Linked DNA regions of Homo sapiens: region 2 is linked to region 1. The links are chromatin contacts, found by Hi-C or POLR2A ChIA-PET in ENCODE. All regions are on one chromosome and are shown on one strand. The core of a region is the stretch at or near the end of the contact, and the rest is flanking DNA. Distances in the headings are between cores, read along the strand shown.

Region 1 (6,850 bases), core at 3,352-5,851:
CCCTCTGTCAAAAAGACTTAGGTTCCTGTTTCATGACTGGATGCTGACTGATATTGTTATTACCATTGTAACTATTATCGTTGTTATTGTTTTTATTATTTTATACTGCCAATGCCTGTTTAAATTTACCCATGTGTTTTCAAATTACTTTGATCACCTTGCATTTTGCATTCCACTTCTATACTTTTGGTTAAAGTTTTCTTCTTTTTGCAACATATCCCTAGCATTTATTTCTATAAAGGTCTGTGTTTTAGATAACTTACAGATTCAAAATTTTAAAATATGGCTTTTTGTCATTTACTTAAGATCTGTATGCAAGAAGAAATGAAAAAGATGAACAGGTAGAGTCCAGGACTACCTACCACAGCTCAGGTCAACATTAATTTTATGATTTAATTAATTCCATAAATTCTCTTTTCTGTATGAATATAAGGTTCCTCCCTCCCTGTACTCACACATCTACCTCTTCTAGGAGTTGCCTTGGGATCCACAAAGAAATTGAGGTGGTCCAGTACTCATAAGCCAACAAACTTCAAAGGAGAGTCAAATGTACATTTTCAAAATAAGAGTACTGAAAAGCATTGAAATAAACACACAAAAAGAGATTCAAATGTACATCTTAAAAGGAGGAGGAGATTCTTTGAAGAAGTAGGGGAATATGACGTTGAAAGTCTCTGAAGAGGTTGTGATAGTTGTTTAAGGGAGTAGAACATTAAAACATTTTTGTCTGTTCAATCTTAATTTTTAAAAATGATAGCATAGAGTTTGGCCAATTATGGAGGGGCTGATTTCATCACTATCAATGAGCAGTAAACTTTCTTGGTCTTTTATTTGGGGAATGTATTTATTTTACTTTCACTTTTGAATGAGACTTAGCTGATGCAATGGACTGAATTGTGTTCCTCCAGAATTTGTATGTTGAAGCTGTAAGGGCAAATGTGACTGTATTTGGAGGCAGGGCCTTTAAAGAGGTAATTAAGGTTAACTAAGGTCATAAAGATGGGGCCTAACCCAATATCACTGTCCTTATAAGAAGAGACACCCGGGATGCATTTGCACAGAGAAAAGGCCCCAGGAAGACACTGCAAGAAGAGGGTGCTCTTCAAGTCAGGGAGAAACCAAACCTACTAACACTTTGATCTTTGACTTCTGGGCTCCGTAACTGTGAAAAATAAGCTTCTGTTGTTTAAGCCACCTAATTTGAGGTATTTTGTTATGGCAGCCCTAGAAAACTAAATACAGCTGGGTATAGAATTCTAGGTTGATGATTTTGCTTTTATAGTATTTTTATAATATTTTGAGATGTGTGTCTTTGAAGTTCTGCAGTTGCATTATATTGTGGCTTGCTTTGGATTTGTTACATTTAAGCTTTATTTATCCTTCCTGGAATTCATTACAGTTTTTGAACTTCAGGATTCAAGTGTTTTAATCATTGATGAAAACATTTCAACCATTATCTCTTCAAGTATTGCCTGTCTTATTTTCCTCTATTTCGCATTCTTGGAATTAAATCTGTTGGTTCTCCTTTTCCGTCTTCCATGTCCCTTAATCTTCCATATTTTCCAGATCTTTATATCTCTGTGCCTATTGAGTAATGTCTAAAATCTGTTTTCCAGTTTATAAATTATCTTGCTATATCAAATCTGCTATTTAACCTACTCATTTAAGTTTTCAATTTCCTTGACATATACCTATGTGAATGGGTGGGTTTTTACTTAGACTACCTTTTCATGTAGAATATGTAGACTACCTTTTCATGTAGAACCTAGCTTCTATGCAAGGTTCTCAATTCCAATTTCCTGTCCACTTGGGCCCAGTGCTTACCTCATGTTTCCACATGAGCGTGAAATCACAAGCCCTTGGGTGAACAGAATCAGTAATCACTGGTCGGGTGCAGTGGCTCATGCCTGTAATCCCAGCACTTTGGGAGGCTGAGGTAGGCGGATCATGAGGTCAGGAGTTTGAGACCAGCTTGGCCAACATGGTGAAATCCTGTCTCTACTAAAAATACAAAAAAAAAAAAAAAGTAAATAAATAAAATTAGCTGAGCATGGTGGCATGCGCCTGTAATCCCAGCTACTTGGGAGGCTGAGGCAAGAGAATTGCTTGAACCCAGCAGGTGGAGATTGCAATGAGCCGAGATCACCCCACTGCACTCCAGCCTGGGTGACAGAGCGAGACTCCATCTCAAAAAAATTAATAAATAATAATAATAGTCACCCTTCCACCTCCATAGCACAGCTACGTCATGAACTGACACCTTAAAACTTTGTTCTGTTTTCAATTATCTCTTGGTTTCTGATGCCTGGGTATTTCTTTTTCTTTCTTGAGAGCTTAAGCATGAATATAAAACATTTCAAATTTTATATTTTATCCAGTATTTCTAGCTTTTTAATAGTGAGATTTATCTTACTCTCCCATTTTATTAAAACAGAAAGTCTTGAGTAACATTTTAATACTGAGAAAAAAAGCCTCATTATTAGTTTTAGAAAAAGAGAGACAATCTGTGTTGTTCTGGAACCAAGACAAAGTTCTAGAAGATTCTCTCTTGATCCTTAAACAGCATAGAAAAACCAGGTAAGTTGACTATGTTCACGTTTAGGAGTATGATGGCCAATGGATCCAAAACCTATCCTATATCTACATGTTGGTGGCCACATTAATCTGACATCTGACAGCAAGAGCGATGATTGGGTTCACTGGAAATCTTTGTGAAGTACGAGTGAAGTCCTTGTGAAGTCAGAGTAAGTATCAGAACTTTGAGTTCTAGTCTTGGCTCTAGACTGATTCAAAAGGTCAGGGCCTAATCAATTTACTCATTAACTTATAATTGTAATTAATTAGATTTTATTAATACAAGAATAAAAGAATTGTCCAGCACCTACTAAGCCAAATCCTAGAGATATGGAGAAGCAGATAAAAGTTGCTGCTTTCAAAGAACACAGTTCACTAATAGGAGACTGGCTTGGAATCATCTATTCTATAAGTGAAATTTTGATGGATTATTGTTGAGGTGCAAAGGATGGAGCAGTCAGTTGAATCTTGCTGGGGGAATTGTAATCAGAAAGCTCCGAGAATAGTAAACGAGAGTTTTGGAGGCCTAAGATCTTGGAATCACATGTGTAGAAGGATATTTAAGGTGTGCAGGCTCCTCCATGAGTAGCCCCAATGCCTTGAGTGGAATGGATGCAAAGGTACGGACTTCTTGCATCCTTCCCAGGATATCAGGAGGCTTAGAGCAATATCTGCAAAATGTTGGCGATTGCTGAAACGCAGCGCTACAGCATCCATGGGGTCTTGCCCTTCTTCAACCATTCAGTAAATAGCACTCAGTAGAGATTCTGGCTGAGGATGCTTGTTTTCAAAACAACAGCCCTGAGCCAACCTTTTTAAGTAGTTCCATATGTTTTTATGGAGAGTTTATGGATTGTGGCCTTCGGAATTCTTTTGTTTATCACTGGGAATTCAAGTCCTGAAAGCTGCTAACTAACCATGAGGTCTGCTGGTTATACAAGCTGTTGGACCTCTTAAGGACGTTGACATAAGGACCACTTTCTGTGAAATAAGAATTAGTGGTTTAAAAAGAGTGCACTTAACAGTATCATGTAAGTATCAGTTTCTGTATGTCATTACTAGCCAGGCTTTTTTTAAAAAACTGGACTGTGCTGCCTTGTGTGTACATTTAAATGAGGCCCTTAAAGGGAAATCTGAGCAATGTCTTCAAACAAAGACTTATAATCAGAAGGGTCTTTTTAAAAAAAAAAAAAAAAAAGAATAACTATCTTCAGCAGACCTAAAACCAGGATGGAAAGGTGGATACTTCCCCACCTGGGCCCCAAAGCAGGGCCCTTCAAAATACTGAAGGTCCAGCATTCCCTGGGCAATTCTTCCTCCTTCTCTGTCCTCCCCACCCCCATCAATACCCAGCTTGCAGTGATATTCTTTTACCCTTTACTAATCTAATGCCAAACACATGTAGGTTCTATCCTGTTTCCAGGAAAGAGGTTTCCATGAATTGCCTCATCAGCCTTACTAATAGCTACAATATATGGAGCACTTTGTGCCCAGCACTCGATTCCTTTTATACTTGATCTCTTTTCATCCTTTCTTCACAATAGCCCCATGAGGTGGGTGCTATAATTATTTCTAATTTTACAGATAAGGAAACCAAAGCTCAGAGAGTCTGAGCAATTTGCTTAAAGTTGCTTAACAGCTGTATTAGCCTACTACTTATAATTCGACTACCTGTGTCCAAGGCTACATAAATTCAGGTCGCCTGACTCAAAGCTCTTATTCAACGTGCTAGCCTCCTTCCCACTAGATCTCATAAGATCTAGCTTGATCTCTAAGGCTCCATTCCAGCTTGGAAGAACTATGGTTCTTCTCCAGTGTCAGTTGTGTTGCTGTTCATGTTGTTTTCATGTAAAACAATGTAAGAAAGAGGCTGATAATCTCCCTCCATGAAACAGTTCTTCACACATTTAAAATCATCCATGGCTGATCATAAATGCTTCTCCAGAGAGTGAATGGTCATGGCTGGTGCAGAAGGGTAACACTCTGGAAAGGCGGATGTGAGACCTGGCAGCTCTGCCTGGGTACACATAGCTTAGGGCTGACAAGTGAGTCAGCAGAAGTGAGCAGACAATACTGCATTGGGTTTTAACGTGATGAGTCAGCCTTGCTATCTGGCCAGCTTCAGTGCAGCCCCCTGAAGTTTTAACAGAATATTAATTGCCCTTTCACTTCCCATTCCACACAGCTGGGTGGGATTGCTACCAGCCACACTGTTGAGAAGTTACACATTTTAGCCCAGCCTAGAAAGGTTTCCTGTGGTGGGTGAAATGACAACATGCACAAAGGTCAAACTCCAGATGTGGGAATCTGACCTTTTCTCCTCTTGGGGAAAACATTGCCTCATTATAATCTCAAAAGATTTTTGGTACAGGTTTAAGGCTAGAGTCTACTGAAAGATCCAAACTCCTCTAACATAGAGGATGCCAGCCTGTTTCATGTAAATTTATCCAAGGCTTTGAGACCACCTACAAAATTCCTGAGCCAAGGGACCAGGGAATGTAGGCGAATGTTTAGGCATTTCTGAAGGAGGGAGCTAGACCTAGAAGTTGCTGCTTGCTCCTAGAAGTTGGAAGGCATTTCAAGATGAGGAATGAGTTGTTTCTGGATTGATGCCTTCACTGGCTAGAAATGCCAGCGGGTGGTGGGAAGAGTACATGGCAGGATGATGAGGAGTTTCGCATTCATTCATTCATTTATTCATCTGTGTATTCATTTTACAAAAATTCATATCAGATTTGCAAAATTCACTCACAATACACTCAGAGATAATAAAAAATGTAACAACTTTTTTTATTAACTGGTGGAATATTTCTCTCAAATTTCCACCACTGGACCCCAGAGTGGGAATTCAATTTTAGCCCAATCTTGTAAACTTAGTTCCAATGTAATTATCTAGGTTGAGCTAAAAGTTTCTTTTCATCTTTCAGGTTTCCTCTTCATGCCTCTACTCCTATGCAGTTTGACCTCTCAGTGTGCAGCTGGTGATAGATGGAAACCCTTGTTCATAAGCTTTGTGGCACTGTCGGCAGGATGAGGGGACTTCTGGATCCTCACTGGTCACTGTGGCAGAGTGGTTGGTGTTGTCTGCTCCCTAGACAGGAACCCACTGAAGAATCTGACATTTTTTGATATGCTGGCATTCATTGTTACAGCCCATCATCCCAGCCATCAATCCAGGACATGGGGTCTGTGCCCACGGTGGGAAGGAGGAGGGGGAAGCTGGCTTTGTTCTGACGTTGGGCTTCTTCTGCTCCACCAGTACTTTCTGTGGGGGAAATAGGTAAAGAAATGGCTGTTCAGATGAGAAGATGTGTCAGTAAACTTTTGCTACAGTGATGCTGCAAAACAAATCACTGGTGACTTTCAGTGGCACACAGCAATAAACATTTATTTAGCTCAGGGATTGACAATCTTTTTTTTTTTTTAAAGGGCCAAATAGTAAATATTTTAGGTGTTTCAGGCCATACAGTCTCTGAACTCTGAACTTGTAGCACAACAGTAGCCTTAGATGCTATGCAAATGGAGGAGCATGACTGTGTTCCAATAAAACTTTATTTATGGACACTAAAATTGGAATTTCATGGAATTTTTATATGTTAAGAAATATTATACTTTGATTTTTTTCAACCACGAAGTTGAATGGTCTGTGAGTTTTTTTCACAAGTCATACAAAAACAGATGGTGGGTCAGACTTGGCCCATGGCCATAGTTGGCTGAACCTTGATTTAGCTCATGAATCTGCTCTGGGTTGGGCTCGGCTGCTCTGCGCTGCACTCATCTGCAGTCGGCTGTGAGTTGGCTAGGCAGCTCTGCTGGTGGTGCCAGGGCTCATTCACATGTATGGGGATTGTTTGCCATTGGCTGGTCCACAGTAGCCTTGGCTGGGATGGCTGCGGCACGTTGGCTCTGCCGTGTGAGTAGCCAAGCAGGTCAGCCTGAGCATGCTCTCTTAGCAGTGGTGGAGACACATGAATCTAAGTGGAAATGTGCAAGCACTTTCAGAAACCTCTGCCTGAATTATGTTTGCCAACATCCCATGAGACAAAATCAGTCACTAGGCTAAAGCCACAGTCAGGTGAGTTGGGGCAGAATGCCCCTCAGATTGAGAGGGCACTGCCAAGGTACATGGCAAAAGTGATGGATGTGCTGGAGCCATTAAGACACTCAACCCACCAAAGGACCTAAATTGGGGATAATTTTTGTTTGTTTGTTTGTTTGAGATAGGGTTTCACTCTGTCACCCAGGCTGGAGTGCAGTAGTATGAACACGACTCACT
Region 2 (6,866 bases), core at 1,915-4,414, 53 kb after region 1:
CTGACTGCCCGTTTTAGTTGCTATTCTTTTATCTCTCACAACTGGGTGAAGTTGCTCCCTGAATTTTTATAGCACTTCAGGAAGAGGCAGGCTATTGTTACAAGAAGAACGTTTAAGTATATTGTTCACTTTTTTTGAACAGAGATTGTCGATGTTATTTTTAAATTCTAAACCTTTGGGGGCAGTAAGAGTTTTAGGGGAACAAACTCTTTAATGCATAATGAGACTGGATCTGCGCTATTATAAAATGGGAGAGCCCTGGTGTCAATTGCCTGTGGTAGAGTGTGGCATTAACCAAACTAAGGTCAGGCTTCTATTTTAGCATGGGCTGAGGCTAACTGTACCCCCTGCTCCCTGGAGTCAGGCTCTCAGATGGCTGCCTATGGATTTGTTCAGGCATTTACTCATTGAGGAGGTAGTGGGGACAGGAGGAGAACTCACTATGCAACTACCATTTGCTGAGTGCTTGTCACATGCCAACATTGTACCGGGCACTCTGTATTAAATACTGCATTGGTTTCCTAGGACTGCTAGAACAAATCACCACAAACATAGTGGCTTAAAACAATATAAATTTATTATCTGATAGTTCTAGAATCTAGAAGTCTGAAAATAAGTTGTCAGCAGGGCCATGCTCCCTCCCAAGGCTCTAGAAGAAAAAGAAATCCCTTCTTTCCTCTTCCAGCTTCTGGTGGGTCCAGGTGTTCCTTGGCTTGTGGCTGCATTGCTCCAGTCTCTGCCTCTGTGACCACATTCCCGTCTCTTCTTCTTTGTGTCTTCTTCTGTCTTAGACACTCATTATTGGCTTTAGGCCCTATCTAGAAAATCCAGGATGATCTCATCTCAGGATGCTTAACTTAATTATATCTGCAAAACCCCCTTTTCCCAAATAATGTCACATTCACAGATTCTGAGTTTGGAACATAGATATATCTTTTGGAGGGTTCACCATTCAACCTACTGCCGATACCTCTGAAATTCTCACAAAGTCTGAAATCATCCATCATTATCTCAAAATTGAACTTCAAAAAGTTTTCTTCAGTTATTCAGGATTACACGTTTCGTAAGTGACAGAGCTGATTTAAATGCGGGATTGTCTGGTTTCAAAGATGTTGTTCTTTCTACTGTATGATACTAAAAACGACAACAATAATCAATGATCTTAGCTGGCATGTCCTGGATGCCTATGGATCAGGCACTATGCTGGTATTAAAAGTATTATTTCTAAAGTTTCTAATAATCCTACAGTAACGTCTTCTTATTCACAATTTATAGATGAGGAAACAGAGAGGCTCAGATGAGTTAAAAAGGCTCAAGGTCATACATATAATAAGCAGGAATTTGAAATCAAAGGGAAACCAAGTCAGATGACTTTAGAAAAATCTTCAAAGCACTGAGGAAACTGACAGATAGTAGGTTAGCAGCATTACTTTGGGCAGATGAAGAATTGGAAATGTCTCTTCGAAGGGCATTAAAAATTCCTGAAACATTTGGGATCAATTTAACCCTACCTGGTGCAGTGTGTTATGGGGCGATTTCCACACTGTAAGGGAAGCAGAGATTTGGGGCATTTGCATTTTTTTCTTTTTCCAGCCCTCAAGCCATTCTCTGTTGTCAGATCCAGTCCATGCCTTGACTTTGCCCATTTATAGAGGACTGTTTTGATGCTACAGAAAGCACGATCACTCTACTTTGAAAAGCATTTAAGCATTTTCAGAGCTCAGTCTCATTTCATTTTGCTCTTAGAACAGTCCCTGAGGTTGGTAGGGTGAGTATCATTATCCTCATTTACAGTCCAGGAGCCTGAGTTTCGAAGTGAGTTGTTACTATTTGCTTCACACAGAGGCAGAAGCAACTTGAAGCCTGACTATTTGAATGCAATTCTAATTCTTTTTCCAGAGCACCAAGCCTGTTTTAGATTAAGAAAAAAATTCCAAGAAAAAAAGGAAAAAATTGGCTACCATTAGCTTTAGGTAGGTAACACACACACATATTCTCTCTCTCTGTCTCTCTCTCTCTCCTGCTCTTTCTTTCTGTCTCTCTCTCTCTCTCTCTCACACACACACACACACACACACACACACACACACACAAAGTGATAAAAAGGTCTCCTTTCTCTTTTCAGTCTTGAGAATAAATGACTGCATTTCCCCACTGGTACTCAGAAGTGATTTGCAATTGAGAATTCTTTTTTAAGGGCAGAGGGCTCTTTTGTATGACCTTATTTTCCTTGTAGTTCCAAACAAGTGGGCTAAGCATGCTCTATTATGTCCAGACTGGTGTTTATAGTCTCATCTTCAGATGATAGATGTTACTTTATAATGCTAAACCTGATATTACACAATTCTCAACCCCTCTTCCAAAGACTGGGCTGCGTATGCCAAAACTTTATGATGACAAATCATAGAATTGGAAGGAAAGAAATGTGATACTCAAACTCTACTAACTCAGATAATATACAGAAATATCTGTAAGCCAGTGGTACTCAGTCTTCATTGTTGAGAGGGAGGCGATTTTCTAAATAATGTTACAGAGAAAAGAATTTAACCCAAGAGCATGATAGCCCACCAAAAGAATTCTTCTCTGACTGAAGTATGAAGGGTCCTTCTTTTCTCTTGAATCATTATCTCAACACAAATCTTCTGTGCCTCCTTAGACACTGTGGCCACTGTCCACTTCTAGGACCTTCAACTACTCAACCACCATACCTGCCCAACACAGTTCAACTGGCTGGGACTAATCAGGGACTTACCTTAGAAGTCCCCTTAACTCTCCACCCCTCAACCACACACACACACACACACACACACACACACACACACACTGCCAAGCCACCTAGTACTCACCTAGAGGTTCTGGCTCTTCCCCTCATTTCCAGGCTTGGATGAAACAGGAACACTATACATACATCAGGTTTGGGGTTTGGGGTCCCATGTAGTTGGAGCAGTCATATGATATAAACTTGGAAATGTGAAGGAGTTAATTCCTAGTGGGACAAGTTTTGACCAATGAAAAACAGGCAATGGGAGGTAGGTGGGAAGATAAACTTCTCCTTTATTCTTCCCAGAGAATGCTAGAGGCATGGTCCCTCCCTGCATCCACTGCAAGATGTCCCACATGCCAAGGGAACAGACCTGCTGAGCCTCCCATGCCTCATCAGCCAATGGCTCATCCCGAAGCAGAAGCCAGTTGTGCAAGGCATGACTGTGCATTGTTTCCTATACTCACTTCCCTTTTTTCCTTTTTCTGCAGCTTCCCTGGCCTGGGCTTGTGCTTCCCAAATAAAATGTCAGTACTTTAATCCTTGCTTCAGGCTTTTTTTTTTTTTTCCGCTAGAAAACTAAATGAGAGCACGCCTGATGGGTTGGTGTCCTCACTTCCAGTCACCGCCCCCTTTCCAATGGAATCCGACACTGAAGCATAAGTTGAATGTGGCATTTCCCTTCAGCGGGCTCCCACTGTCTGTAAAATAGAGTCCATACTCTATCATCTGGTGTTAATAGCCCTCTAGATTTGGTCTCAAAGTAATTTTCTGATTTTAGTTCAGTGATTTTTTAAATTCATATACCATGTTCTCTAACTAAACTGAACTACTTGAACCTTTTTTTATTACCCCATGTTTTCTGACCTCCATGCCCTTAATTATGCTCTTTCCTCAATCTGAAATGTCTGCACTTACATCTCCTCTCTACATTTTAAATTCTGTCCATCAAGAGCAAGCTCAAATGTCATCTTCTCAGATTAATTACCAATTCCTTCCTCTCTGCTGCCAGCCCACAAAATTTAATAATCTATTTTTTTGGAACCCCCAAATCATCTTGTCTGTGCTTCTCTTGTGGTACTTCTTACTTTTTACCCTATGTTATAGTATTTTGCTGTATTTCTTCTCCCCAGTTAGACCATAAGCTCCTTGCAGGTACATCTGACTGATTCATCTTTGTTTCCCAGAGGCCTGGCATGGTAACTTGCACATAATTGGTGTTTAAGAAAATTTTATGAAACAAATAAACAGTGGTCAGGCACGGTACCTCATGTCTGTAATCTCAGCACTTTGGGAGGCTAAGGCAGGCAGATCATTTGAGTCCATGAGTTCGAGACCAGCCTGGGCAACATGGAGAAACTCTGTCTTTACACAAAATACAACAATTAGCCAGGCATGGTGGCGCATGCCTGTAGTCCCTGGTGCTTGGGAAGTTGAGGCAGGAGGATCATTTGAGCCCAGGCTGCAGAGGTTGCAGTGAGCCCAGATCGCACCATTGTACACCAGCCTGAGCGACAGAGTGAGACCCTATCTCAAAAGGAAAAAAGAAATAAACAGTGTGCTTTTATATAAAAGCCCAGGATTGTGGTTAAAAACTAATTAAATTAAATTAAATTAAGTATTTCTTATCTTAAACCCTAGATCCTTAGTTTTTCAGGGATATACAGGAAAAAAAAATGACCACAAGGATGCTTCTATTTGTAAGTTGAAAGGTCAGGAGATATTAATAGTTTGAATGCTGTGGCTTTCTGCCTGGGGCCATCAAACAGAACATGCTGTGCATTTTGCTGACCTTGGACAGTTGGCTAAGATGCAGTACTGAATGATCTAACTTCTTAAGAAGTGACTAATCTACAAGACTTCTGAATCATTGTTCCTTCCTGAAAATGGAGGAAAAGTTTGATAAAGAAAAATTCCAGTCTGAGAGGATTGTTACAGTTTTTTTACAACATTGTAAAGCCTAACAAACAACATAGCAAAAAAAAAAGTATATTCTATTTAAATTTATATTATTTATAGTCATTCTATATTAATCACTTCTAAGATAAATGAAATCTTCATGGAAACAGCAGGCAAAAACATTGGCTGATTATTTCTCTCGTATGAAATGCTAAACTATGAAATTCAAATATATTTGGAAAATTCAATCATATATTTATTTCTTAATAACAACTAATGAACTTATAGAGAAACTCATGTAAAAATTCAATAGCATTTGAAAGGTAAATAAACAGCACTAATGAGCTTTATTATAATACTTTCCCACTTATGATGTATGTTTGTGACTAACATCTGTTGGATAGTATTTGAGATTAGGAAAACTTATTTTATTAAAAAACAGGAAAATTTTACTTAATAAGTTAACATGGATGGGAAATCTATTTGTAAGAAGTTCCATTTGTGAAAAGGTATAAATATGTGGTCACACATAGTTATATTTTGTTGATAGAAATAGATTTTATTAGATCAATAGAATCAGGCAACAATGACGTGGTCAGCAAGACATTCTGAGAAGTAGCCATGATGAAGAGAAAGAAGTCATCAAGTTTTTCATCCTTACAACCACAAAAGAGAGAAGAATGGGGTTCAGTTGGGACAACAACAGAGGTCATATAGAAATGGCTGGGTTGGGGATCAAAGGACACGGTCAGCCTATGAACTCAGGAATTCCTTGGGTAGATCTCTATCTGTGGTTTGTCCTGAGGGCACCATCATGGCCAATATAAGTAAACCAGGTGTTTGTGGATCCATGTTGTCTCACCCGTCCTGTGTGTAAGTATCACTCACTGGCATGGAATACAGGAGGGCTATTCTTTACAGGGCTTTCGTGGGTTGGTTTCCAATGGGAATCACTGTGATAGTCACTACCCAGTGGTTCTCCTTGCTCCTTATTTCTGCTAAAAGGGGATGTGTTCTCTCAGAGAAGTCAGCAACTGACTAAACCAAGTGACCACAGTCTGGGGTAGGCTCACAAAGGCCCAGTTCTGATGAATGCCCCCATAAATAAAAGGGTTACACTTTTTGCTGGCATAATTCCAAGAACTTGTGCTTTATGGCTTCCTCTTAAACTAGTCAAAAGAAGCTGTTCCATGCTTTAATACCTATGTACTAAGCTGGTTTCCCAGCCACTGTTTTGCTTTTGTTTTTTCCCAGAAAACTCGGAGGCCCCAGAGTATATGTAACAGATTCAGTGCATCCTTGGAAGACCTTTTCTACCTTCCCGATTGTGACTTTTTTTCATAGCTTCTCTGCAGTGCTTACCATACAACCAAATTAGTTCACTGAATTGAGTATGCTCTGTGTGAGATGTGAGCAAAACAAAAGCTGCTGGGAACACAGTAAGTACAAAATAAGATGTGAAATCCTTCCACCCTTACAAACAAACAAGACCCAAAACTAGGATCTTGGGTTTGATATTTTGTGGCTCTTTTAAAATTCCAAAATATTCCTTTTGCGTTAAATAGGGACAGTGTAATGCTCAAAATTGGGTTAAAGATCAAGGATTCCAAGTAAATCCAAAATAAAGATGATTGAAAAGAGCTAAAGAATTGTTGGGCTGCAGCAGCCAGGCAATTTTGGTGAATTTCCAGGAATTCCAACTTTTTGGTTGGGTTTGTTTTGTTAATAATATACCCCTTATAGCAGAAAAACTTAGGTCCAAAAGCACAACTCACAAACAAGACCTTCAGTGTAATGTTTTTATTCTTCCCAGAGGAGCAAGATTGCTGAGAGCCTATCCACTTGGCCACTTAAAAACTAGTCACCATGCAGAAAGTGCATTCTTAGAATGCCTCATGGAGTGACTCTTCTGTCTATGAGGTGTTTTTATCTTGTATGGACTTTAGTTTGGGATGCAAGTAGTCAGGAATGTCTAAGTCTACATTCTCCACAGAGTCCATCTGGTCCCCTAGAGAACAGTGAGAATTAAATATTAAACCATGGTAATAACGCTAATCTCAATGACGAATATCTGCAGTTTAATGTTTAATCCTTACTGTGCTCTAGGGCGTTTGACTCCAAATACCTGTCTGATAATGGTTAAGTGGGCAACCCCACAGTTACCTGCTCCTTTAGTTGTAATACCTTCCAATTTTATAGCTCTTAG

What was found. A loop is a pair of places that touch in the nucleus more often than their neighbours do. ChIA-PET counts read pairs that join two places held with the same protein, here RNA polymerase II (POLR2A). Pooled maps may share reads with other maps.
Region 2: a map of ascending aorta shows a loop between it and region 1 (3-fold over the local background). The contact joins the promoter of LINC03140 here to the enhancer-like site in region 1. A Hi-C loop is called at or near these places in 8 of 168 maps with a recorded cell type or tissue (Caco-2, Calu3, IMR-90 and 5 more) and 9 of 50 pooled maps. POLR2A ChIA-PET finds 5 or more read pairs at or near these places in 4 of 52 experiments (A549, AG04450, GM12878 and 1 more).

What each region holds. Positions count from the first base shown.
Region 1 is chr4:128,513,255-128,520,104 of GRCh38, forward strand. LINC02615 (long intergenic non-protein coding RNA 2615) reads left to right here. Exons shown (of 9, transcript NR_125882.1): 8 at 2,603-2,744; 9 at 5,502-6,144. Among named protein-coding and RNA genes, the nearest start is that of LINC03140, 54 kb to the right of the region's middle. RefSeq lists a silencer at 3,564-3,643, enhancers at 4,553-4,697, 4,612-5,373, 4,916-4,965 and a cis regulatory region at 4,620-4,630. Within about 2 kb of position 4,602, at least 22 of the 41 ENCODE cell types and tissues checked have a DNase peak (open chromatin) inside an H3K27ac peak, as active enhancers do; they include GM12878, IMR-90, PC-9 and 2 more, where a contact is called at or near this core.
Region 2 is chr4:128,567,379-128,574,244 of GRCh38, forward strand. It overlaps LINC03140 (long intergenic non-protein coding RNA 3140), which reads right to left and starts at 3,165. Exons shown (of 2, transcript XR_007058268.1): 1 at 2,847-3,165; 2 at 555-1,909.